Linked DNA regions of Homo sapiens: regions 1, 2, 3, 4, 5 and 7 are each linked to region 6. Evidence: chromatin contacts called from ENCODE Hi-C or POLR2A ChIA-PET data. All regions are on one chromosome and are shown on one strand. The core of a region is the stretch at or near the end of the contact, and the rest is flanking DNA. Distances in the headings are between cores, read along the strand shown. Region 1 holds the start of CDC37L1 (cell division cycle 37 like 1, HSP90 cochaperone). Region 2 has its middle 180 kb from the start of DMAC1. Region 3 holds the start of PLPP6 (phospholipid phosphatase 6). Region 4 holds the start of DMAC1 (distal membrane arm assembly component 1). Region 5 holds the start of RCL1 (RNA terminal phosphate cyclase like 1). Region 6 holds the start of UHRF2 (ubiquitin like with PHD and ring finger domains 2). Region 7 has its middle 46 kb from the start of JAK2.

The links. Hi-C counts contacts between places; a loop is a spot of excess contacts on that map. ChIA-PET counts read pairs that join two places held with the same protein, here RNA polymerase II (POLR2A). Pooled maps may share reads with other maps.
Region 1: a map of naive thymus-derived CD4-positive, alpha-beta T cell shows a loop between it and region 6 (26-fold over the local background). The contact joins the promoter of CDC37L1 here to the promoter of UHRF2 in region 6. A Hi-C loop is called at or near these places in 1 of 168 maps with a recorded cell type or tissue (naive thymus-derived CD4-positive, alpha-beta T cell), 2 of 37 single-sample maps with no recorded cell type and 12 of 50 pooled maps. POLR2A ChIA-PET finds 5 or more read pairs at or near these places in 1 of 52 experiments (activated B cell).
Region 2: a map of B cell shows a loop between it and region 6 (6-fold over the local background). The contact joins the enhancer-like site here to the promoter of UHRF2 in region 6. A Hi-C loop is called at or near these places in 3 of 168 maps with a recorded cell type or tissue (B cell, CD4-positive, alpha-beta memory T cell and naive thymus-derived CD4-positive, alpha-beta T cell), 1 of 37 single-sample maps with no recorded cell type and 11 of 50 pooled maps.
Region 3: a loop to region 6 is called in a map of naive thymus-derived CD4-positive, alpha-beta T cell, with 4 times the contacts of the local background. The contact joins the promoter of PLPP6 here to the promoter of UHRF2 in region 6. A Hi-C loop is called at or near these places in 2 of 168 maps with a recorded cell type or tissue (both naive thymus-derived CD4-positive, alpha-beta T cell) and 12 of 50 pooled maps. POLR2A ChIA-PET finds 5 or more read pairs at or near these places in 1 of 52 experiments (activated B cell).
Region 4: a map of CD8-positive, alpha-beta T cell shows a loop between it and region 6 (10-fold over the local background). The contact joins the promoter of DMAC1 here to the promoter of UHRF2 in region 6. A Hi-C loop is called at or near these places in 3 of 168 maps with a recorded cell type or tissue (CD4-positive, alpha-beta memory T cell, CD8-positive, alpha-beta T cell and naive thymus-derived CD4-positive, alpha-beta T cell) and 10 of 50 pooled maps.
Region 5: a map of CD4-positive, alpha-beta T cell shows a loop between it and region 6 (11-fold over the local background). The contact joins the promoter of RCL1 here to the promoter of UHRF2 in region 6. A Hi-C loop is called at or near these places in 2 of 168 maps with a recorded cell type or tissue (CD4-positive, alpha-beta T cell and CD8-positive, alpha-beta T cell), 2 of 37 single-sample maps with no recorded cell type and 12 of 50 pooled maps. POLR2A ChIA-PET finds 5 or more read pairs at or near these places in 2 of 52 experiments (CD4-positive, alpha-beta T cell and CD4-positive, alpha-beta memory T cell).
Region 7: a loop to region 6 is called in a pooled map, with 4 times the contacts of the local background. The contact joins the enhancer-like site here to the promoter of UHRF2 in region 6. A Hi-C loop is called at or near these places in 1 of 168 maps with a recorded cell type or tissue (naive thymus-derived CD4-positive, alpha-beta T cell) and 7 of 50 pooled maps. POLR2A ChIA-PET finds 5 or more read pairs at or near these places in 1 of 52 experiments (BJ).

The regions. Positions count from the first base shown.
Region 1 is chr9:4,677,735-4,681,014 of GRCh38, forward strand. CDC37L1 (cell division cycle 37 like 1, HSP90 cochaperone) reads left to right here and starts at 1,835. Exons shown (of 7, transcript NM_017913.4): 1 at 1,835-2,165. The coding sequence starts at 2,034. It overlaps CDC37L1-DT (CDC37L1 divergent transcript), which reads right to left and starts at 1,746. Exons shown (of 2, transcript NR_121598.1): 1 at 1,653-1,746. RefSeq lists an enhancer at 1,969-2,058.
Region 2 is chr9:7,974,626-7,978,038 of GRCh38, forward strand. No RefSeq gene overlaps it. Among named protein-coding and RNA genes, the nearest start is that of DMAC1, 180 kb to the left of the region's middle. RefSeq lists an enhancer at 2,126-2,235. Within about 2 kb of position 1,891, at least 8 of the 41 ENCODE cell types and tissues checked have a DNase peak (open chromatin) inside an H3K27ac peak, as active enhancers do; they include B cell, where a contact is called at or near this core.
Region 3 is chr9:4,660,948-4,664,065 of GRCh38, forward strand. It overlaps PLPP6 (phospholipid phosphatase 6), which reads left to right and starts at 1,347. Exons shown (of 1, transcript NM_203453.5): 1 at 1,347-3,118. The coding sequence starts at 1,429. The coding sequence ends at 2,316. It overlaps SPATA6L (spermatogenesis associated 6 like), which reads right to left. Exons shown (of 12, transcript NM_001353486.2): 2 at 952-1,089. RefSeq lists a silencer at 1,482-1,741.
Region 4 is chr9:7,798,528-7,801,960 of GRCh38, forward strand. It overlaps DMAC1 (distal membrane arm assembly component 1), which reads right to left and starts at 1,251. Exons shown (of 2, transcript NM_033428.3): 1 at 934-1,251; 2 at 1-110. The coding sequence starts at 1,207. The coding sequence ends at 46. RefSeq lists an enhancer at 1,015-1,561.
Region 5 is chr9:4,791,306-4,794,395 of GRCh38, forward strand. It overlaps RCL1 (RNA terminal phosphate cyclase like 1), which reads left to right and starts at 1,639. Exons shown (of 9, transcript NM_005772.5): 1 at 1,639-1,922. The coding sequence starts at 1,787. RefSeq lists enhancers at 896-945, 1,766-1,815, 1,890-2,389 and a silencer at 1,326-1,685.
Region 6 is chr9:6,411,844-6,414,814 of GRCh38, forward strand. It overlaps UHRF2 (ubiquitin like with PHD and ring finger domains 2), which reads left to right and starts at 1,356. Exons shown (of 16, transcript NM_152896.3): 1 at 1,356-1,800. The coding sequence starts at 1,648. RefSeq lists silencers at 1,074-1,213, 1,494-1,673, 1,744-2,173.
Region 7 is chr9:4,937,877-4,941,015 of GRCh38, forward strand. No RefSeq gene overlaps it. Among named protein-coding and RNA genes, the nearest start is that of JAK2, 46 kb to the right of the region's middle. Within about 2 kb of position 1,340, at least 4 of the 41 ENCODE cell types and tissues checked have a DNase peak (open chromatin) inside an H3K27ac peak, as active enhancers do.

The sequences.
Region 1 (3,280 bases), core at 585-3,084, 1.7 Mb before region 6:
GTCAGGACTTGGATTTCAATTTGAGAATTATAGATACACAGATGTTATTTAAAGCCACAGGAATAAACAGGATTCTCCTCACTGGCCAAAATATGAGGAACTCTAAAGTTAGAGGTCAGCTAGAAGGGAAGAAGACTGAGGAGAAGTAGTGAAAGAGGTAGGAGAAAAACTAACAGCATTAGCGTTTATATAGGGCTTACTTTATGCCAGGCACTATTCAAAGCACTTTGTGGCTTCATGGAAGCAAAGAGAAAAATGTTTTTCTTTTCTTCCTCCCTTTCCAGTCTCTCCTGTGACTTTCACCCCTAAATTCAAAAGGTTTAGGTGCAAAAGTGATTCTCAGCTTTTATTTGTAATTAATTTTATAGTAATCTTGTACTGTTATAATCTTGTACTGTTATAATACTATAATTATAGTATACATTCATTGGAAAAATATTCAAACAGCACAGTACAGGGAAGCTAAATGTGGAAAGTAAAGATCCTCAGAAGCTTTCCTTCCTAGGCTCACCCACCAGAGGTAATCATTAACAGTTTCTTGCATATCCTCCAGGAATGTTCTGCGCAAACACACACACACACACACACACACACACACACACACACGGACGCAAACAAATACCATCCCTCTCTCTTCTCTCTCTGTATACGTACGCATATGTTTAATTCTGCAAGTTGCTTTGTTTAAAACTCAATACCTTTTGGAGGTATTTATATATCAGCATATTCAGATACAATTTACTTTTTTTAAAAAGGGTAATATGCCATTGTATTAATATTCCATACTTTAAGTTCCTCTATCGATGGACAATTAGAATGCTTTTTTTTTTCTTGCCACACACACACAAAAATTGCTGCCAGAAATCTTTGTAGTAAATCTTTGGATATTGGTGCAAAAATAATTGTTGCATACTTTCTTAGTGGTGAAATTGCTGAATCAATCCGCTCAAGCCTCTCATATTGTCAAATTACTCCTCCTAAAAGGTTATACTAATGACATTCTCACATCATTTCCTTACATCTTGGTACACATTTGGTATTAAGCGACTTCACAAGTTTGCCAGTCTAAACACATGGAAAAAAATGGCGTCATGTTGTTTTTATTTGGGTCTCTTTATGAGTAGGGCAGCAAGACCTGATTGTTAAACGTTCAAGTTTTGAAGTTAAACTCCCTGGGTCTGGATCCTACTTCTTCCTTGTAAAATGTGTGATCTCGGGCATGCTGGGTCTACTTCCTCGTCTCAAAAAAAGAGGATAAAGAGAGTACATATCTTTAGGCTTAAACAAGATACGCAGGCATACAGGAAGCCCTTCTTATGCGTTCGCTACTAGCGGTACTGATCCTAATTTTTTTGAAGCCGTGCCGGCTCCGGTACTTTATTTTTGGTGTGCTCCTCCAACCAACCAAGTTTCGCAGAATTCTGTTGTTGCCTGTAATTAGAAATGAGACGAAAATTGGCTCCGCTTGTTCAAAATTCTCCTCCCTCCGCCCCAACTCTGCCTTAGAATCACTGGTTTAAATGTCAATGTAAAGGAATGAGTTGCAATTTTTAAGCAACATGTAAAGTGCACACCTGGTCTGAGTACCTCCCGGCGGCCAGGACCCGCCGTTTTCGGTATAGGGAACACCAGATAACAATATATAACGCTACCTAACAAACGTTTCTCCACCCACAGCGCCATTAGCGGTTAGGTTTGCAGTGCCGAAGAGCTGCAAGAAAACGGGGCTTGAAACAGGAATACAATTGCAGATCCACCCACTACACGCAAAGGGCCCGGGACGCGCCTCCACAGCCCCGCCCCAACCGGAAGTGACGCACCGCGCCGACTATTTCTTCCGCCGTCCGCCGGTGGCGAGGCCCAGGCTGTCGCCGGGTGTGCAGCGGCGTCGCGGCCAGTAGAGGGATTCTGGGTAACGGCCCGGACCCCCGGCTGGGCTTCTGGCTCGGCGCAGCAGGTTCCATTCACGCCAAGTCTGTTGGCAGTGGCAGTTGTAGGGCCAAGGGCGGTTGTAGGACCCGGAGCAGCCGGACATGGAACAACCGTGGCCGCCTCCGGGACCCTGGAGCCTCCCTCGGGCCGAGGGTGAGGCTGAGGAAGAGAGTGACTTCGACGTGTTCCCCAGTTCTCCCCGCTGCCCGCAGCTGCCAGGCGGCGGCGCCCAGGTGAGAAGGGGCCTGCGTTCTGCGGAGGGATGGAGTGGTGCTGTCGCCAAACCCCTGGAATGCCGCGTCTCCCAGACCCTCTTCTACGCCTTTTTCTACGCCCACCTCACTGCCAGGGGCCGGGGACCTGGGACCTGACGCCTGATGCCATCCCACCCCTTTTATGGCATCTTCGGAGGGCAGACGGGGTGGCCATATATTACCAACCTCCACCTCCACGCACATGTTTTCTTTCGCCTTGGCTGATTCCTGTTCACTCTTGGAATACCTTCCTCCATCTCCCCTTCCTGACAGCACTCAGATTTGGGGCGGCTCATGCTGTAACATTGACCCTTTGTCCTCTTGTGAGAGGTTTTCCCCAAGCACTTTATTCTGTTAAAGGCTCTAGCATACTTGTGCACAGTTGCTAGGAACAGTGAATGATTGTAGTTCAGCATCACACTGAGTCCTGACAAAGATTTCACATGCGATTTTCACCGATGTTGACAACTGAGTAAATTCTTTAAATCTCGCTTTTGACGCTGGCGTACACCTCTCCCATTCGCGTGACCATCTTTGCCTTACTGTTTTGTTTTTTAGTTTTGCTTCACGTCATTCTCCAGTGAAAATATATACGCATATACTTGTGTTTTCCTTCAGACTTCTCTTAGGTTCCTGGTATTGTGTTTTCAATCCAGCATTCCTGCCTTCCTGCGACTGAAACGTATCCAAATGTGATATACTATTAAGGATTTTTCAGGGACCTATCTTAGGGGATACTTACATACTCGCATCACCTTGTCCTGTTTTTTTCTCCGAATCCGTGTGTGTTTTGGAAGTATATTTCAGAATCACAGACTAAACACTAATATATTCAATGGATCATAAGTGTCTGCCGCCTTCTTGCAAAATGGGGTTCCCAAGAGTGTAACAGATTTAATAGTAGTTTTCCTCTCAACTTATTTTGCTAGATGTTAATGAGAATGAGTTAAATTGCTTACCAGTAAGCGTGACATTATCAATCTTATGTCCAGCTAACAGGGTTAGTTGGCTTCACACAGAGAAAAATGCTGTTTCATAACCACTGTCTGTACTTTGGCCAGCTAAGTCACTGGGGAACTACAAGACATTTTTTA
Region 2 (3,413 bases), core at 641-3,140, 1.6 Mb after region 6:
AAGCCAAATGAACACATATGAGCAAAGTGGGTGAATTACGGCTGCCTTGGGAGCCTTGGTGTTACTTCTCCTTACGCTTGTAGGCTTAAATGATTGCTGCAGCATAGATATTGACAAATGGATATAGTTACACAGTGAGGCCTCGTGGGTTGACACAAATGCTGGTTGCTGTGAAAATACTCAGCAGTCGGAGGAACAGGAAGTGTCCATGGCTGCATTTGCAAATTTGTTCAGTTGCTCTCAAATTGCTAGCTTTCTGATGTGATCTCTGCTCATTTCCCCCACCCTAGCACCTGCCTCACTCTAGCACCCGTTTATGCCATTGCCCCCAAAAGAAGCCTTGCCATTTGACCAATTGTCCCATGCCCATTTTCAGACACCTCAGAATCTCTTCTCCCATCTCCGCTGTAAACTCAAGTTTCTTAAACCTTTCCAGAGCAAGTCCAGTCCAATCCAATCACATTGTTCCGTTGGGAATATCTTTGCTAATGGCAGCAGTGGGTGGAGAGAGGTCCTTGCCGTTATTTTGTCAATGTGTCTTGATCCTGTCTTTTCCAATTAATGATAAGTTCCTTGATGACAGGACCCATCTCTTTTTCCTCCTTCACTTCCCACAGTGGCCATAGAATAAATATAGACAGTATAGCCTATTAGGGAAAAGTGATTTACACAGAAATGAAGCATTCTTACTTTTTATTTCCAGTTGCCCAAAGACTTAGCAAAGTTGATCCTGCTACCTAATGAGGCATCTCTCATTCCCACAGTCTCTGCCTAGCTCCCCGCATATTAGAAAAATGTGACAATTTACAACTTTGTTGGGGAGCTAGGAACATTCGTTCCTGGAGCAGGTTAAACTGTTAGCAGGGTGGAAACTATTTCTTCAAACTAGATGTAATCTGCAATTCTAGTAAAGCACTTAGCAACAATTCCAGTTGATCCTCACTTGTGAGTTTATATGCGTAATACCCACAAGGGCCGTACCCATGTTTGTTTTGTTTATTTTTGTATCAAAAACCTTAGCCTAGAAACTAGTGCAAAGGAGTCGAAGACCCTGTCCATTCATATATTCAGCAAATACATTGAGCACCCACACACCCACAAAGTGTGTGTCTTTTGTTCACTGCTGTCTTCCCCATACCTAGGGAAGGTAGGGACTGCCTTCTTGGTTAACTTCTGGCTCAAAAAAAGTAAGAGCTAAGAATTAGCAATGCTTACTCTGTGCCTGGCACTTTTTAAAGTATATTACATGTATTTTAGATGTTTAATCTTTATAGTATCCTACAAATTAGGGATTATTAATATCCTTATTTTTACAGATGTGAAAATTCAGACACTTTTCTGCATAAATATGTACATAGTACTTATGTGTTGTAATATACACATTACAATATAGCATATATTTGTCATATAACATAACATGTATATGCACATAAATACATACTATAATACACATAGCATATATTATATGTAATACATATCATATATACATATATACATGTACATATGTTCATGTATTGATATAAACATATATTCACACACATACCCATATAACACTGATAAAAATGAAGTTGCTCTAGTGTAAGCGTGATGGCAAGAAGGGCTGAAATCTGCTGGCCTTTCGTCTTGTCGTCACCCATCCCCTCCATATCCTCTAAGGCACTTTCTCAGAGCCCAGTTTGAAACCACTCATCTAGCCCTTGTCTCTCATTTTACATTTGAAGAAAGTGAGGCTCAGAGAGGGAAAGTGACTTATTTAAGGTCTCACAGCTTCATTAGCTGTGGGCTAAAGGCTGAGCCAAGACTAGAATGCCCCAATTTTCAGATAAAAAAAGCTGAAGCTCAGGGATATTGTCATTTACCCATGAGCTCACAGGCAGGAAGTGGTGAAACTATCATTAAACTACGGTTGGCCTTGTTCTTTTGTGGTTTCATTTCACTAAGCCTCTGACACCCTGACCTCAACTTCCTTCTGTAGATATGTCACCTGGCCTCCTTCAGTCTAAGACACTACACACTGGCCACACACTTTGTCATCCTCATAGACTGACAACCTGCTCTCACATACCCTGCTTTCTTACTGTGTAGGCTCTCTTTTCTTGCTCAGAATGTCCTTCCCCACTTCTTCATGTGCCAACTCCTAGTCATCCTACAAGAACCACATTCACTTTAAGTTTCTTTTGAAGCCTTTTCAGTGTCCCATACCCTGATCCCATTACCTCTTCTATGTATGCAGGGCTTGCTTCATGCTTGTGTAACCCAAGGGCCCTGCATTTGATTTAACACATTTTAAAATTCTTAACAATTTATGAAAAAGGAAACCCATATGTTCATTCTGCCCTGGACCCTGCAAATTATGCAGCCAATCCTGTGTGTGTTTTTTCATGTTGCGTAGACTCTATTACAGTCAGTAACATATTGAGAAAGAGTGTGTGTCTCCTCTGATAGTCTATGAGCTCCTTGAAGCAAGAGGCTTGTCTTAGTCATTGCTGTATCCTCACACCAGACTCTACGGGATGCTCAGGATTCACCTGTTGATCTGTGAGGAAGCCCAAGGCTCAGTTAATGCCCCCCACCCTCCTTCCATAACAGTCTCCTGATTAGGAAACAGTGCTTGACCTCTAGACAATCTGAGTATCCACTCCAGGAAGTGGAACATTGCCTTCCCAATGTTGAAACTGTTAGCACTCAATCATGTTTCAGGAACATATAGAAGGTATGTGCCTATTCTGCTTCAATTGCTTTCCAAAATAAGTATACGAAAGTGGATAGAAAATATTTTAGTTTGATGAAGTAAGAATGTTATGAGGCAAAAGGAACTGACTTATCCCACTGGGTGGGGATTAGGTCTGGAATAAGATTGCACCATGACTAAAATGACTTCTTTAGCCAATGACATTCCTGAAGATTGGATCAGAGTAAAGTTAAACTAACCTACTCAAGGAAGACTTTCCTAAATCAGCCCCTTTGCTGTATAATTTAGTATGGAGAGCTGATTGTGGGTTTTTCTTGTTTCATTGTTTAATACATAGAGGTTTCACATTTCATTTTGAAACAGAAAGAGGGACTGGAAGAGATAAGTTAGTATGAGTGAGGAAAAGATTAGAAGGTAGAGATAGGATCGCAATGCTGTTATCACCTTTGCTTTATTGATAATCTCAGGAAGGACTAGACTGCTAAGAAAGAGGAGCCCAGATTGGAATAAAAGAGACGATGCCAGGATCAGCCTGTGAGAGGATGTCTCACTTAGTACACCTCAAGGATCATGTCAGCTGAGCATCTATACCCCGCGTGATGAATATTGCATACAGACTCTGCCTTCAAGTCATCCCCCATTCGACAAGCATTTATTTAAGGTTCTTACATTCCAGGACTTGTACTAGATGCTAGAAACAAACAGATAAGGAAAACGTAGG
Region 3 (3,118 bases), core at 97-2,596, 1.8 Mb before region 6:
GCATGTTCTCACTGATAGGTGGGAATTGAACAATGACAACACTTGGACACAGGGTGGGGAACATCACACACAGGGGCCTGTCGTGGGGTGGGGGGAATGAGTTAATGGGTGCAGCACACCAACATGGCACATGTATACATATATAACAAACCAGCACGTTGTGCATATGTACCCTAGAACTTAAAGTATAATTTTTTTAAAAAAATGTGACATGCTCTACTCTGTAGCCTTCCTTCTCCCCAGATCTCCCTCAATGACATTGTTTGGGGCAAAATCATTAGACTTATTAAGGTTAAAATTGATTCCATCTCCAAATTCCAAAACAAAAATGTTAAGAGATTGTCAGTGATGACATAGTAATAACATCAATATTCTATGAATAGTTTAGTGTGAAGAAGGCTGGTAATGTTTTGACTATTTATATCACCATGTTATTCACCAGAATGGAATCTAGCCTTTATCACTGTAGCTAAATAATCTAGGTATGATCTGAGGAAACAGTAAATCTGAACAGCCTTTTTGTTACAGGATTTTAGTTACAGGATTTAACTAATTTCATTATTTTTTTTTCGCTATTTTTCTTGGTCTAACACAGTTTTTTCTAAGGTCCACAGTTTATTAATAATCCCTTTCGTAAATGTAATGCAATTACCTCTAACACCTCCAAAAACATTCAGAAATGCTCTCTTTGCTCCAGTTAAAAAAATGCCATGGGAGTTCCAAGAATAGGAAACATCAACCAGGGTATTTAGCACTAGATTGACAGAACTTGGCTCAGACCTGCATTACAAAAGCAAGTGTTCCGACTGCGGTTTTGCATTGTGCTGAAGTGCTTTCGGATAATTTTTTTAAAAATGAAATTTACCAAATAATGCTGTAAGAACTCTGTTCTTTATAAGAACTCTCAGGTTATCTTCAGACAACAAAAGCCAATGAGAAAGTCAAGATCACCTTTTCAAATCTCATGCTCTCCTGAATCATAATGGGGAACGCAGAGGGAAAGCTGTTGGTCTCCAGGTACTGATTCATGAGGTAGACCCCGAGGTACACATCTTGTTTGCCAGGCAGGAACACTCCTGGGCAAGAAATCTTAAAAAGAAAGAAAACAACAAACAAGGGAGAGAAAACAGACTTTGCTTTGTTTTGTTACACGGGGCTCTATTTCTCTTAAGCTCCTACAGACACTGACATTTTCCCCATCACCTCACTCCCTCACCTGTACCTCCCAACGCCAACATCCTCCCCTCTGCTCTCCTCACATTGGAAATTCCAACTCCCTCCCACGTCTCCACCAGGTGTCACAATCGCGCTCTCGCCGGCTCCTCTCCCCGCCCCTCCGGGATGGTAGTGCGGAAGCGGAAGAGGCTGCAGGGCCGGGAAGCCTCTGTTTGGTCCGGCCAGGTCCCGGGATCCGGGCCGCCAGCTGCGATGCCAAGTCCCCGGAGGAGCATGGAGGGACGGCCGCTGGGCGTCTCCGCTTCGAGCAGCAGCAGCAGCCCCGGCAGCCCAGCCCATGGCGGCGGTGGCGGCGGCAGCAGGTTTGAGTTCCAGTCCCTGCTCAGCAGCCGCGCCACGGCCGTGGACCCCACCTGCGCCCGGCTCCGTGCATCGGAGAGCCCAGTTCACCGCCGCGGCTCCTTCCCCCTGGCCGCGGCGGGCCCCTCGCAGTCGCCCGCGCCTCCGCTGCCCGAGGAGGACCGCATGGACTTGAACCCGTCCTTCCTGGGCATCGCCCTGCGCTCCCTGCTGGCCATCGACCTGTGGCTGTCCAAGAAGCTGGGGGTGTGCGCGGGAGAGAGCTCGTCGTGGGGCAGCGTGCGACCCCTTATGAAGCTGCTGGAGATCTCGGGACACGGCATCCCCTGGCTGCTGGGCACCCTCTACTGCCTGTGCAGGAGCGACAGCTGGGCCGGGCGCGAGGTGCTGATGAACCTGCTCTTCGCCCTGCTGTTGGACCTGCTGCTGGTGGCCTTGATCAAAGGGCTGGTCCGCAGGCGCCGCCCGGCCCACAACCAGATGGACATGTTTGTCACTCTCTCGGTGGACAAGTACTCCTTCCCCTCGGGCCATGCCACAAGGGCCGCCCTGATGTCGAGGTTCATCCTGAACCACCTGGTGCTGGCCATTCCACTGAGGGTGCTGGTGGTTCTGTGGGCCTTCGTCTTGGGCCTATCCAGGGTCATGCTGGGGCGGCACAATGTCACCGACGTAGCTTTTGGCTTTTTTCTGGGCTACATGCAGTACAGCATCGTGGACTATTGCTGGCTCTCACCCCATAATGCTCCGGTCCTCTTTTTACTGTGGAGTCAACGATGACACCATCTCATTGATTATGGCACCAGGAAGTCTGAAGGTTTCCACATTCGATGATGTCAACCTAAACCAGCAGCCATCCCGCTTGTCCCTCTTAGGCATTTCAGGCTTCCTTTGGGATTTCAGGTGTCCCATGATCTTGATGTGCTGCTAGGCTGGAGCACACACTGGCCATTACTGAACACAGCCATATTAGGGAAAGCAAAAAAACCCAAAAAATCCTCTATTGTATATTTATTCAACAACTGTTTATGTTTCCAGGACAACTGCAAAGAAAACAAGCTGAGGTGGTTATACTGTTGCTGTTAAAAGTTGGTATCAGTAAGATTTGTGTTTTGTGATAATCCCTAAATCAACATACCACTTGTAAACTGAACTTCGAGAAAGAAACATGATGTTCATTCTGTAAATATACATGCAGACAGGTCATGTACTAATCCTAGTCCTTTTCCTGAGGTAGATTTTAAACAGTATTTTTAAAGTCCAAGACATAGGTTTTTCTAGTTTATTCCCTGAAGATCTGTTGCCACAGTTGGGAGATTTCTTCTTAATCCTGATTTTCTTGGTAAGCTTTTTTACTTTATTATCTCTATAATTTATTATCTCTATCCATATTTGTGGATCGGGTAGTGGGAAAAGAGATTATAATACTTGTCTTTCTCTCCTCTCCCTCCATCCCTCAAAAGATCTTTATGCATTTCCCACTACTCCCTTACTGTCTTTTAGCATTCAGAGAAAAAGCCAACTTGCTTAAAGAGGAATCACTTAAAAGGTAGGCATATCTAAGATGCTCATAGAAGAGGAA
Region 4 (3,433 bases), core at 1-2,500, 1.4 Mb after region 6:
CGGGGAAAGGGACAGAGACAGAAGACAGATTCACTGGTGGTACTTTCAAACAACGCGGTAGGCCTTCCCTTTGGGGTCTGCCATGACAACGATACCCCAGGTGGCAATGCCTAGAAAAAAAACAACAATACCTTACCTTTATGCTGCATTTAAATTTACCAAGTGTTTCACATATACGCCATCTTATTTAACCCTCACAACACTTCTGGAGGATATATTACCATTGTATCTTTCTTATAAGGCAAGTGAAGCACAGAAAAAGAAAAAAAAATCAGGAAAAAAAAGAATATCCTGTAGGAGAATTTACCTATACAGGATCAAGAAGGTAAGACAGTTAGAAACCTAAAATTCTATTCACTGACAATCGGTTTGAAAGCTAAAAAAATCATGACGTTTGATTGGATGACATCTTGACGATCACAGAACGGGGCTGTGGGCCACATTACCCAGGTGTACCAAGTAGGTGAGCTTAGAATCCACGTCTAAAGATCTGGGATTCAAGGCAAATTTCTTAAATTAAGGTCAAGGGCCCTCGCTCAGGCTTTCTCCAGGACCTGGAGAAAAAGTATGGGCTTTGAGATCTGATATACCTGGGATCAAGTGACTGTCATTTCCTGACCATGAACACAATACTCCTCGTTGCCTCGGTTTGCTCCACAGTAAATACTATAATCATACCTACTTCTAACAGCTATTCTGAGAATTAAAAGGGCTGAGTCTAATAAGGGTTCTCAAGAAATACTAACTTAAAATTAAAAAAAAAAAAAGAAAGGCGTTCCAACAACTTCCTCTCCCACCTTGTTTGAGGTGCCCCCACCACCTGACCAGCGGCAGCACCCCGCCTCCCCGCCTCCCCGCCCACGTGGCTGCTCCGTTTCCTTCCTCTACCCCGCAGATACCCAACCCGCCCAAGTGCTGTGCCTTGATTCTCACTGAGGCCGATGACCATCTGCGTAATGGTCCATGGACTCGGGGGGTATCCCATCTTCATGGGCTTCCGTGCCACCCAGTACACGTACCCGCCCGCCCCCATCAGCCCCAACCCAGAAAGCACGCGACAGCTCCAGCAGGTCTTCAACAGGCGGTGTTCTGCTGGGGAGGTCGGCGCTCCGGGTGTAGCTGGGGGCGCAGGTTTGGCGGGCGCGGCGGCGGTACCGGGAGGCGCAGTGATATAGGACTCAAAAGGCTGGGACAACCGAGACCCCATGCTCTGGAACTCGGCCTCAACCTTGGGCGTCTTTGGTTCAAACTGGCGTAAACGACGCACCGGAAGGCAGAGCGCCGGAAAGCAGAATGCCGGGACGCTAGCGCAGTGCGCGGAGGAATCTTAAGGGCTGCTGGGAAATGAAGTTCTCCTCCGCTTCAGAGGCGGAAAAGGTGAAAGAATGCTGCTCTTTCCTGCTGGATTTCTCTGGCAGCAACAACCTTGTATGCGCTGGAGGACAATTCCAGCCCTCCTCCCCGCCGCCCCCCCCGCCCCCACTGTTTTAGAAATTCTGTAATCGCTACTCACTAAATGAATCACCTTTCAGTCTCCTTAAAGAAGTCTGGCTCTCTTAAGTTTCCTGCCTCACATGAACTGCGAGACCTTGGGCATGTCATATCTCCTATCCAGAGGCCTGTGAATCAAGGAGTTGGGTTTTATATGTGCATAATCATGTGCTAGATACAGACATACCATAGCGATTGCAGGTTTGGTTCTAGACCAACACAATACAGCAAATATCTCGATAAAGCAAGCCATGCAATTTTTTTTTGGTTTCTCCGTGCATATAAAAGTTGTTTATACTGTAGTCTATTAAATGTGCAGTAGCATTGTGTCTAAAAAACAGTATATATATCTTAATTTAAAAAACATCTTGCCCAAAAAATGGTAACGATTACCTTAGCCTTCAGTAAATCCTAATCTTTTTTTTTTTTTTTTTTTTGAGGTGGAGTTTTGCTCTTGTTGCCCAGACTGCCCAGTGCAATGGCACAATCTCGGCTCACTGCAACTTCCGCCTCCCGGGTTCAAGTGATTCTCCTGCCTCAGCCTCTCGAGTAGCTTGGATTACAGATGCCTGCCACCACGCCTGGCTAATTTTTTTGTATTTTTAGTAGAGACGGGGTTTCACCATGTTGGCTAGGCTATTCTCAAACTCCTGACCTCAGGTAATCCACCTGCCTTGGCCTCTCAAAGTGCTGGGATTACAGGCATGAGCCACCGCACCTGGCCACTTCTAATCTTTTTGCTGGTGGAGGGTCTGGCCTTGATGGTGATGGCTGCTGACTGATCAAGGTAGTGGTTGCTGAAGGTTGGGGTAACTGTGCCAATTTCTTAAAATAAGACAATAATGAAATTTTCTGCAAGAATTGACTCTTCCTTTTACGAAAGATTTTTTTGCAACATGCAATGCCGTTTTATAGCATTTTAATAACCACTATATAACGTCTTTCAAAATTGGAGCCCTTTATCCAACATTTTGACAATGTTCATAGCATCTTCACCAGGAGTAGATTCCGTCTCAAAAAACCACTTTCTTCATCCATAGGAAGTAACCCCTCATCTGTTCAAGTTTTATCATGAGATTGTGGCAATTCAGTCACATCATCAGGCTCCACTTCTAATTCTAGTTCTCTTGCTATTTCCACCACATCTGCTGTTACTTCCCTCATCTGAAATCTTGAACCCTTCTTAGTTGTTCATAAAGATTGGAATCAATTTCTTCCAATATCCAGTTAGGGATATTTTGATCTCCTCCCATGAGTCACAGATATTCTTAATGGCATCAGAATGGTGAATCTTTCCCAGAAGGTTTTCAATTTACTTTAACCAGATTCATCAGAGAAATCATTATCTCTGATTGTAAGGCTGCAAGAGCCTTACAAAATGTATCTCTTATATAATAAAACTTGAAAGTCAGAATTACTTCTTTATCTATAGGCTGCAGAATGGATGTTGTGTTAGCAGTTATGAAAATGCTAATCTCTTTGTACATTTCCATTAAAGCTCTTGAGTAACTAGGTACATTGTCAATGAGCAGTAATATTTTGAAAGGAATCTTTTTTCTGAGCAAGAAGTCTCAACAATGAACTTAAAATATTCAGTAAACCATGCTGTAAACAGATGTGCTGTCATCAGGCTTTGTTGTTCAAATTATAAAGCACAGGCAGAGTATCCTTAGCATAATTCTTAAGGATGCTAGGATTTCCAGAAAGGTAAATGAGGACTGGCTTCAATTTAAAGTCATCAGCTATATTAGATTCTAACAAGAAAGTCAGATTTGAAGCGTGAAACCAAGCATTGACTTGTCCTCTCTAGTTATGAAAGTCTTAGATGGCATCTTTTATTAATAGAATGCTGCTTCATCTATACTGATTATCTGTTATCAATTATCTAAGCTACATCTCTTTGATAACTTGCTGCAGCTTTTACATCAGCACTTGCTGCTTC
Region 5 (3,090 bases), core at 389-2,888, 1.6 Mb before region 6:
TGACTTCAAATTATACTACAGAGCTAGAGTAAACAAAATGGCATGGTACTGGCATAAAAACAGACACATAGATCAGTAGAACAGAGCGGAGAACGCAGAGATAAATCCACACAGCTACGGTAAACTCATTTTCGACAAAGTTGCCAAGAACATACTCTGGGGAAAGGACAGTCTCTTCAATAAATGATGCTGAGAAAATTGGATATCCATATGCAAAAGAGTGAAACTAGATCTCTATCTCTTGCCATTTACAAAAATCAAAGAAAAATGGATTAAAGGCTGGGAGTGGTGGCTCACACTTGTGAGGCCAAGGTGGGCCAATCGCTTGAGGTTAGAAGTTTGAGACCAGCCTGGGTAACATGGCAAAAACCCATGTCTATACAAAATACAAAAATTAGCTGAGCATGGTGGTGCACACCTGTAGTTCCAGCTAATGGGGAGGCTGAGGTTGGAGGATTACTAGAACTCGGGAAGTTGAGGCTGCAGTGAGTCATGAGCATGCCACTCCACTCCACTTTATAACACACTGTTGTCTACATAAGGCTAGCTACATCCCTTAATCTTAAACTCCCACCGCTTTCAGACACTATCATACCCCGCCCCCCTTCCCCCCGCGAACCCCCGTGCATTCTGGGACTCATGGTTTGGTGAGTGTTGTCCAGGAATGGCTACAAACCCACATTACTATGATATCGGACTTCTACTTGTGTAGTCATTTGTTAGTTAACTGTACATTTTGGAAGGTTTTTGAGTAGAGAAGTGAAATAATCCAACGTTTGGGAAGATTTTCTTGTGCAGGATTGGAGGAGGACGGGAAAGAGGGAAAAAGCATTGCGCGCGTGTGTGTGTGTGAAGTTATTACAACTATCTATCTTGAAGCATGCGAGGTAGGAGGGCCTGAATTGCCATGAAACGCAATGACGATAAACGAAGGGACCCGTGAGAAAGGGGCAAAGAGGTGTCTCAATAAAATAAGCAACGGCCTGCTGTGGGAGGATTCGGGTCTCAGTATAGGCTGCCACTGTCAGCTTTGCAATATTCCTCGAGCCTTTATCCATGAGTAGGACAGGATGGCTCTACCTTGCAGGGTTACAGCATGGAGCTGCGGGACTGCGCCGGCAGTGCGCTGAGCGGCATCCCTGCGATAGGGTGAGTGCACCAACCCTTGTTGTCTCTCTTAGTAAGAAAGAGGAGGGGTAGATAATAGCATCTTCACCCCAGTAGTTGCCGTAAGTAGTAATGCTAAGAATCCGGCACGTCGTAGGCATCAATCTCAGTCCGCCATCTCCCCTTGCTACCACGCCAGGAGGTACACAGAGGAGACTGCCCCGACTGGCAACTCCCGCGCCGGGGTTCCCTGGCCATCCTCCCGCGTTCCCTCCAGCCGCGCGCTGTTGCCAGGGCCCGGGCACCGCCCAGCTCCACTACGGACCAATGGCAGCGCGGCTTGGGCACCGCCCAGCTTCAGCGGAAGCCAATGGAGGCGCGGCGCGGGCACCGCCCTGATCCGGCGCGGGCCAATAGCGGCGTGGCCCGAAGCGGGGGCCGCCCCGGTCGGGCGGGGAGGCGGGGAGGTGGCCACTGGCTCCGCCCCGCTCCCCTCTGACCCGGTGTCTAGTCTCTCCGTCTTCCTGTTCCAAACCACGTGGACGCGTCTGGGCTGCTGGAGGCAGCCCGAGCCGCCGCCGTCGGTGTCGCCGCCACCACCACCATCGGAGTCACGAGTCCCGCGTCTGTCCGAAGTCGCCGCTCTCGGGCTGCTCACGTCTCTTCGGAGAGCGCGCACATGGCGACTCAGGCGCACTCCCTCAGCTACGCAGGGTGCAACTTCTTGCGCCAACGTCTGGTCCTGTCTACCCTGAGCGGGCGCCCCGTCAAAATCCGAAAGATTCGGGCCAGAGACGACAACCCGGGCCTCCGAGGTAACTTGGTGTGGGCGGCGCGCGGCGTGGGCGCGGGGGCTGAGGGGAGACCGAGCTGATGCCGTGGGGGCCCGCGCGGTGTTGGTTGGGCGGCTCGGCGTCCGGCGAGCGCGTCGGGGAGGGCAGGTGGCGCGTCGCCTCCAAAGCCGGAGGGGCAGGCACAGTGGGGGAGGCGGGGTCGGGGCCCGAGGGGAGCGCTCAGCTGCAAGCTGCGCTCGGCGTCTCCGGGGCGCTGGTAGTAAACAGCTGCACGTTTTCCAGCTTTACGTGTAGCAACAAATCCCTGGCGTCGCCCCTTCGCGTCCCTTCGGCCCCTCTTGCCCTCGCCATAAACCTCTCAAAGGAGAAAAACAGTTTGTTGGACCGAAATATGGTGAATGAGCCGGGGGAGAGACATTGGGAGAGAAAAGTACCTTGGGTTGGTTCTCTGCCCTGTCTCAAAGCAGTTCTCAGAAGCAGCTGCCCCCTTGGACACCGGCTGTTCCTGTCGCCATGATTTCTCGGCTGCCCTCACACTTGTCCTTGGGTGTGGATAAAGAAATTTTTAAAATTCTGTGTTTGTTTTCAGCCGTGACTGTGATTGATGTGCGCAGGACAGGAGCTTTGAGATAGACTTTTAACAGTCATGGGCCTAATTGCCTTGACTTTAGAAAAGGGGTCGGTGACAATCGCTAAACTGCAGGCTTCCAAGCTCACTTCTTGCTCTGCAATGGTAGGTTAAAAAGAAATAGGCCCATTTAAACCCACATCTCATTAAATGGCGCCGGTTTTCAACTGGCCTTGGTTTACACCTGGCCCCCTGGCATGAGATACATGCATTTAAAAGCTTCTGACTGGTGGTTATCCCAAGTTGGGCGAGTCAGTAGTCAGGTGAAAAAGGAAAAAACCTGTCTGTAAATTGAAAAAGAGTGTTTGTGGTTGGTCCTGGAAGCTTCCTGAGCGGCGCTGATGTGTTTCATTTTGCACTGGCTCTTGTTTTATCTGTCTGAATGCATTTTTTGGATAGTTAGATCTCTGCCTCTCTTGGGTGGTGATTGGCTGCACATAAAGGGCAGAAGATGCCATGCTATTGACGGAGATAGGTTAGGAAGGAAAGAAGCAGAATATCCCAGGTACAGTGGTGAGAAACCTAGTGATGGTAGGAAAAACTTGTGTTGGTGGTTCCTGT
Region 6 (2,971 bases), core at 106-2,605:
GTCTTGTTTTGTTTACGTTTATATCCTCTCTCCCTTCTTGAGAAGACATATTTTCATTTAAAATAAACCCACTTGGCCGGGCGCGGTGGCTCACGCCTGTAATCCCAGCACTTTGGAAGGCCGAGGCGGGTGGATCACGAGGTCAGGAGATCGAGACTATTAGCCGGGCGCGGTGGCGGGCGCCTGTAGTCCCAGCTACCCCAGGGAGGCTGAGGCAGGAGAATGGCGTGAACCCGGGAGGCGGAGCTTGCAGTGAGCCGAGATCGCGCCACTGCACTCCAGCCTGGGCGACAGAGAGAGATTCCGTCTCTAAATACATACATACATACATACATACATACATAATAAATAAAATAAAATAAACCCACTCACCCCCACCCCGACTCCCCAGCTGTAGCAGGGAAGGATTAAGAAGGCGGGGTGGGGGGTGGGGGAAGCCCTGTTAGGTAGTGCTGCGTTGGGCCCACTTCTGAGGGTTTAATCCTAGTAGGGTCTTTGGAGTTCTTTCTTCGGAGGCGCGTAGCTCTGCATTATTTAAAACTGTTTCCCGCAAACCCGCAATCCCTTAGGCCAAAGGCACCCCTAACGCGGAAAGTCTACGAACGGAAATGTCCGGAGTTAGAGAGCGGCCTTTCGGGCAGCTGCCCCGACTTCTCCAAGGCCGGAGGGCCGGCTGGGAGCGCTGCAAGCCAGAGAGGGCGATCCCAGCGGGACCCGCGGCCTGAGGATAGGCCTGGAGCTGCCGCCTCCGCCAGGCGACGGGAAACCCTCGGAAGTGGGTTTCCGCGCGAAAGTAGCATTGCGGCCAGGCGGGAAACGTGTTCGCGAAGCAGGAGGGCCCCCGGGGCCTTTCCCGGGCGACCCGACCCGCCAGGCCGCGTGGCGGGAGCTTTCCTGTTGAGCGCGGTGGAGCGCACACATTTCCTTCAGTTCTTTCTCGGAAGTTTAGGCCGCACCCACCCGCGCCCCCTTTCCAGGATTATACAAGTGCACGCCAGGGTTTCTTATTTTTGGTGTGTTTTTGAGACCAAAGAACCATATCCGCTAAGCCTGAGGAGGCACCCGCCCCCTCAGCTCTGAAACGAGGCCTCAAAACGGCAACCGATGTGGTAGCCGCGCAATCTTCCGAAACCCAAAGGCTAGAGGGCGTGCCCAGTGGCCAGGTGCAGGCGGTGGGGCAAGTAACGGCTTTTGGTAGCCCCGCCCCTCCGACCCGCCCTCTCCGCGCCTGCCCATTTTCGTTCCCTCGGGTCTGTAACCCTCTCCCGGGCCGCTTCCTCTTTAAGGCGGAGCCCGGCGTGGATCTCGCGAGATCCGGCTTGGCGCCGTGACCTCCATGTGGGAGCTCCAGCTCTATAAGTAAACACTCTGCGCGGCGCAGACATGGCCTCTTCCTATCTTTGAGGCGGTGTCTGCGGCAGCGCCTCAGAGTGGTTCCGGTCGTCTCTCCTCAAGTCGGCTAGTCGGGCGCGCGCGCTGAGAGTCGTCGCCGCCTGTCGGGCCCGGCGTCCGGTCGGTCCGGTGGGCGCGCTCGCCCGCCTGCCGCTGAGGGCCCGAGCCGCAGGGAAAGCGGCGCGGGCCGGGCGGGGCGCGGCGCCCAGAGCTCAGGGGGAGACAAAGGGGACCGGTTCCTCTCTAGGCGCCAAGATGTGGATACAGGTTCGCACCATTGATGGCTCCAAGACGTGCACCATTGAGGACGTGTCTCGCAAAGCCACGATTGAGGAGCTGCGCGAGCGGGTGTGGGCGCTGTTCGACGTGCGGCCCGAATGCCAGCGCCTCTTCTACCGGGGCAAGCAGGTGAGGCGCGCCCGCCGCGCCCCTAGCGAGGCTGGGGGCCGGAACAGCTGGGCTCCTCTGGACGCACCGGTCCGAGGGCTCTGTGCGCCGCGCGCGCAGGGCTCACCTGGCTCCGCTGCGGGTGGGCAGCCCCCGCGAGGCGCGGGGTGCGGGGCCCAGTCCCGCCGAATGGTGGGGAGTGGGTCCCTGCCAGCCCCAACTGGAGGTGCGCCGCGCGGGGTCAGAAGTGAGGGCGTCCGGAGCGCAAATATCTCGCCGTTTGTATTTGGTAGGACAGCGGCCGTAGGCACTGGGTGCCCAGGTCCCTCGCTTCCCGCGCTCGGCGGGGCCTGGGGCCCCCAGAGGGCGGGGAGGGCAGAGGGCTCTGGCGGCCATGCCACCGCGCGGGAGACCCGGAGAGCTGGCTAACCCGGCTGAGCGTTCGCCTGGCTTCCGCGGCTCTTCCGCGTCTTCGGCTCTCAAACAGGGGAAACTCGGGCATTGAGCTCTCAAGAATAAGAACCCTAACTCTGCTTCCTGACTGTGGTAGGATTCGCGCAAACTGAAGATTCGAAGGGTTTCCAGAACTTCTGGTCCCTCTCCCTCGCCGCCTTTCCTAGGTTTGGAATGTCTCGAGGGAGGTTAGAGACCTGGGCATGAAGAAACTGTCGGTTTAACCGGGGGCCGGGTTTACGAATGCCCTATATAAGCCAAGAGTTTTATTCCCGAAGTGAAAAGGAGTGTAAGACTGTTTGCTTTTCTTACTTCTCGCCTTCTAATACTCATGTCGTTCACGCTTTAAGCATAGCACTGCAGCATAGCCAGCGGTGCATACTTGAAGGCTGTCTGTGGGCATCTCTGGTATTTTTATGGTCTGGCCAGTCTAAGTTTTTTTCCTATTCCACAAGTCTCTTACAATCTATATCCCTAGCCACTCAGACCCATCGTATTTTTCTTTGTCTTCATGTTGTTGTTAATACACTAAAAAGTTGGCATCCTGAGTTGATAGACCACAGTTTGGCTCCAATCCTGTGGTTTTAAATAAGTGTAGCTCTTTGATTTGGTAGAAGTAGCCTACAGTTGCAAACTACTTAAAAGGAATATTTTCCTCCCCTTCACAGGCTTAGTCTTCGAAGACTGTCCAGAAATTTCATAGTAACAAATTACACTTTGGGAAGGAGAGAGCTTTTTT
Region 7 (3,139 bases), core at 90-2,589, 1.5 Mb before region 6:
TTGAAGATAAATCTCTCTCACCCATTCTCTCTCTCTCTTACACACACACGTGCACACACACACACACAATTTTTATTTTTCTGGCTTAGCATACTTTTATTTTAATTATAGGTTTTATCGTTTTTCACCATGTTAACAGAACAAAGTTGGTTTGTTGTTGAAGGATATGATTTAAATGGATAGCTATTGCTGTGGTTTACTGAAAGCACAATACTGCATTATTTTGAAAATATGTTTAATGAAGCATATTTTCATTTAAAGCATACCTGTACTTAATGGAAATTTTTGAGATCCATCATTTCTAAAGATGAAGAGAAGAGGCTGTGTAGCCACCAAATGCTTGCTGGCCCTCTAACGCCTAAAGTGCTACATTTATTTATTATAAGAATATAGAGATAATAAGACTGTTTATGAATTACAAATCAATAATGAAATAACTCTTGGGCTAAGGACAAAATCAAATGGAAATTATAAATCACATAAATATGAATGGGCACAGAAGCATTACTCTACAAAATCTGTGGGGTATGGTCAACATGTTGTTCAGAGGGAAATCTATAGCTTTCAATGTCCATATCAGAAAAGAAGAGACATGGAGAATAAATTAACCAAACTTTCAAATCAAAATTTAACTTCCTAATTCAACCATCAAACAAACAAACAAACAAACAAACAAACAAATAAAACACAAAGTAAAGAGAATGGAAAAAAATGTAATGGCAGGAAATAATGTGATAGAAAAGGATAATAGAGGCTGCTGAACTTGAGGAAATCCTCCTTTTACACAACAAGGATGTCAGCTGCCCAGACTCTGACTTGGAGACTCACCTCCCAGCCCAAGGAATATGCGTTATGAGAGTAAGAAATACATGATTACACCTCTGCATGGATGACTGCAAAGGGGACAATAATAACTAACAATAAGACCCATGTGTCAAGCATTATGCCAGGCAGCTTATATAAATTATATGGTTTAGTTGTATTTCTTCCTCATTTTCTGATAAGAATATTGAAACACAGGATGGCCTAGTAATTTCCTCAATACTGAGGGACAGTAATTAATGTAGCTGGAACTTGAACTTCAGAAGGGTTATTAAGTGGGGTTTAATTTACCACATGTTGTTAAAGATGCCATTGGCTTTAGAAACATCTTGTTTTGAAAATTCGTATCTGTTTGGGAAGATCATGATACTATCAGTCGGTCATGCTTTAGAGTGAAATGGTTCAAACAGATTGCTTTCCTTTCAACAGCTAGCTGAGGTTAGCTGTGTTAAGAGAATGGGAGTTTTGAAGTGGTTAAAGAGAAAGAAGTAATGCAGGAGTGGCACTGCTTAGAGGCTAACACCCCCATCGGAATACTGGGCAGCTGGTAAGCAAAAGTACAGAAAGGGAAGTGAGAAGATGCCAAAGATAAACTCTATTTCAAAATTCTGACTATGGTCAGCCCCACCCTCAAGAAGAGAGGGACAGGTTCTTCCTCTTTTTCTGTCCTGTACAAAGCAATCTCCTATTCCCAGGACCAGGAAGTTCAGGTCCAAGGGCCACTCTAAGGAAAATAGAGTTGGAAGGGACTTTAGGGGTCCTATCCAGTCTACTCACCACAAGGCCTCCCACACCCTCCTGCATGAATCCTCCAAACTCCTCCTGACCATCTTTGCATCTTTGTTGCTCCTTTGTTGTCTATTTGGGGCTCGAGTTAGTTGTTAGAAATTCCTTTCTATCAGCCAACAATCTTATCTCCCTTCAACTTCCCCTCATTTGTCTTATATCTGCCCCTGGAATTGCCCAGTCTGTGTGGTATTTGTTCCAATGGAATTTGATCTGTCATATACTGTTGCTTTTGGCTGATTTGCTAAATTGACTGGATCTCTCTCTAAACTCAATGATTTGGATCAAGGTAAATGCTGGTAAAATGTGCCAGCAATTTCTTTTTCAGAAAGATCTTGCTATTGCTCTGTTACTTTTGTTTGTTTGTTTTTTTTTAAAGAATGTTCCCAATAGATTCATTTTGAGGGAATAGATTCACCTATGAATCCATGGAGTGACCCACACAAAACACCTACATAAAAAAGAAACAAAAAGAGTATGTTTTCTTACTGACAAACACTACTTGAAAGCTCTTCAAGTCCTTCGTGGTATAATAAAGTAAATAGATATTGAGAAGAAGAGATCATCTAGTTAACAAACATGGAAAAATGTTCCACCTCACTTTTAATTTTAAAAGTGATAAGATACCCCTTCCATTCATTTGGCTACAAAGCATAGCAACATTTATAATAATATTTAATGTTTGTTAGTACTATAGTACATTACCAGTAGAATTAGAAACGTCTTTTAGAAATTGATTTAGCTATATGTATTGAGATCTTTTAGTTTTATTTATTTAGTAATTTTTAGAGGCAGGGTCTTGCTATGTCGCCCAAGCTGTTCTTGAACTCCTGAGCTCAAGGGATCCTTTTGCTTCAGTCTCCCAAGTAAGTAGAATGACAGGTGCAAGCCACTGCACCTGGCTATCAGGAGATTTTAAAATATTCTCATCCTTTCACCTAGTAGAATCTCCTGGGTATTTGTACTAAGGAAATAATCCAGAGATTAAAAAAATATGCCTACGGTTTGCACTTCTCACAGGAAAATTATTCATAATAGTGAAAAATTAGTCACAGCCTAAAATCTAACAACAGGAAATAGTTTAACTAGATTATGGTGCATCCACTCAATGGAAGATTATACAGCCATTTCAAATAACGATTATGAAAAAAACATTATATGTAATCTATATTGTCCTAGTGGAAATATCTTAGGTAAGTCAATGGTAGCGAATCAGAAAAATATTGAGACTCAGTAGTTTTTAGCCACATGAAAAATTCTTGCAGTATATAAAAAACAATGTATACAAAGAAATGCACCAAAATTATTATTATGACAGAAAAAGGGTGGGAGAAGTGTTTTTATATTTAATCAAGAGCTGTACTGTATAACTGAATTGTTTGCCAGCGGAGCAGAAGGCAGATGGCTTGGTTAAACTCACACATTCTTGCCCACTCCAGCTATTTTTATAAGGCTCTTACGGTTTTAGGATTTTCTTACATTTTTGTTGATTCTTGTACTCTATTTACTTCTTCTCCAACTTCATTATGGA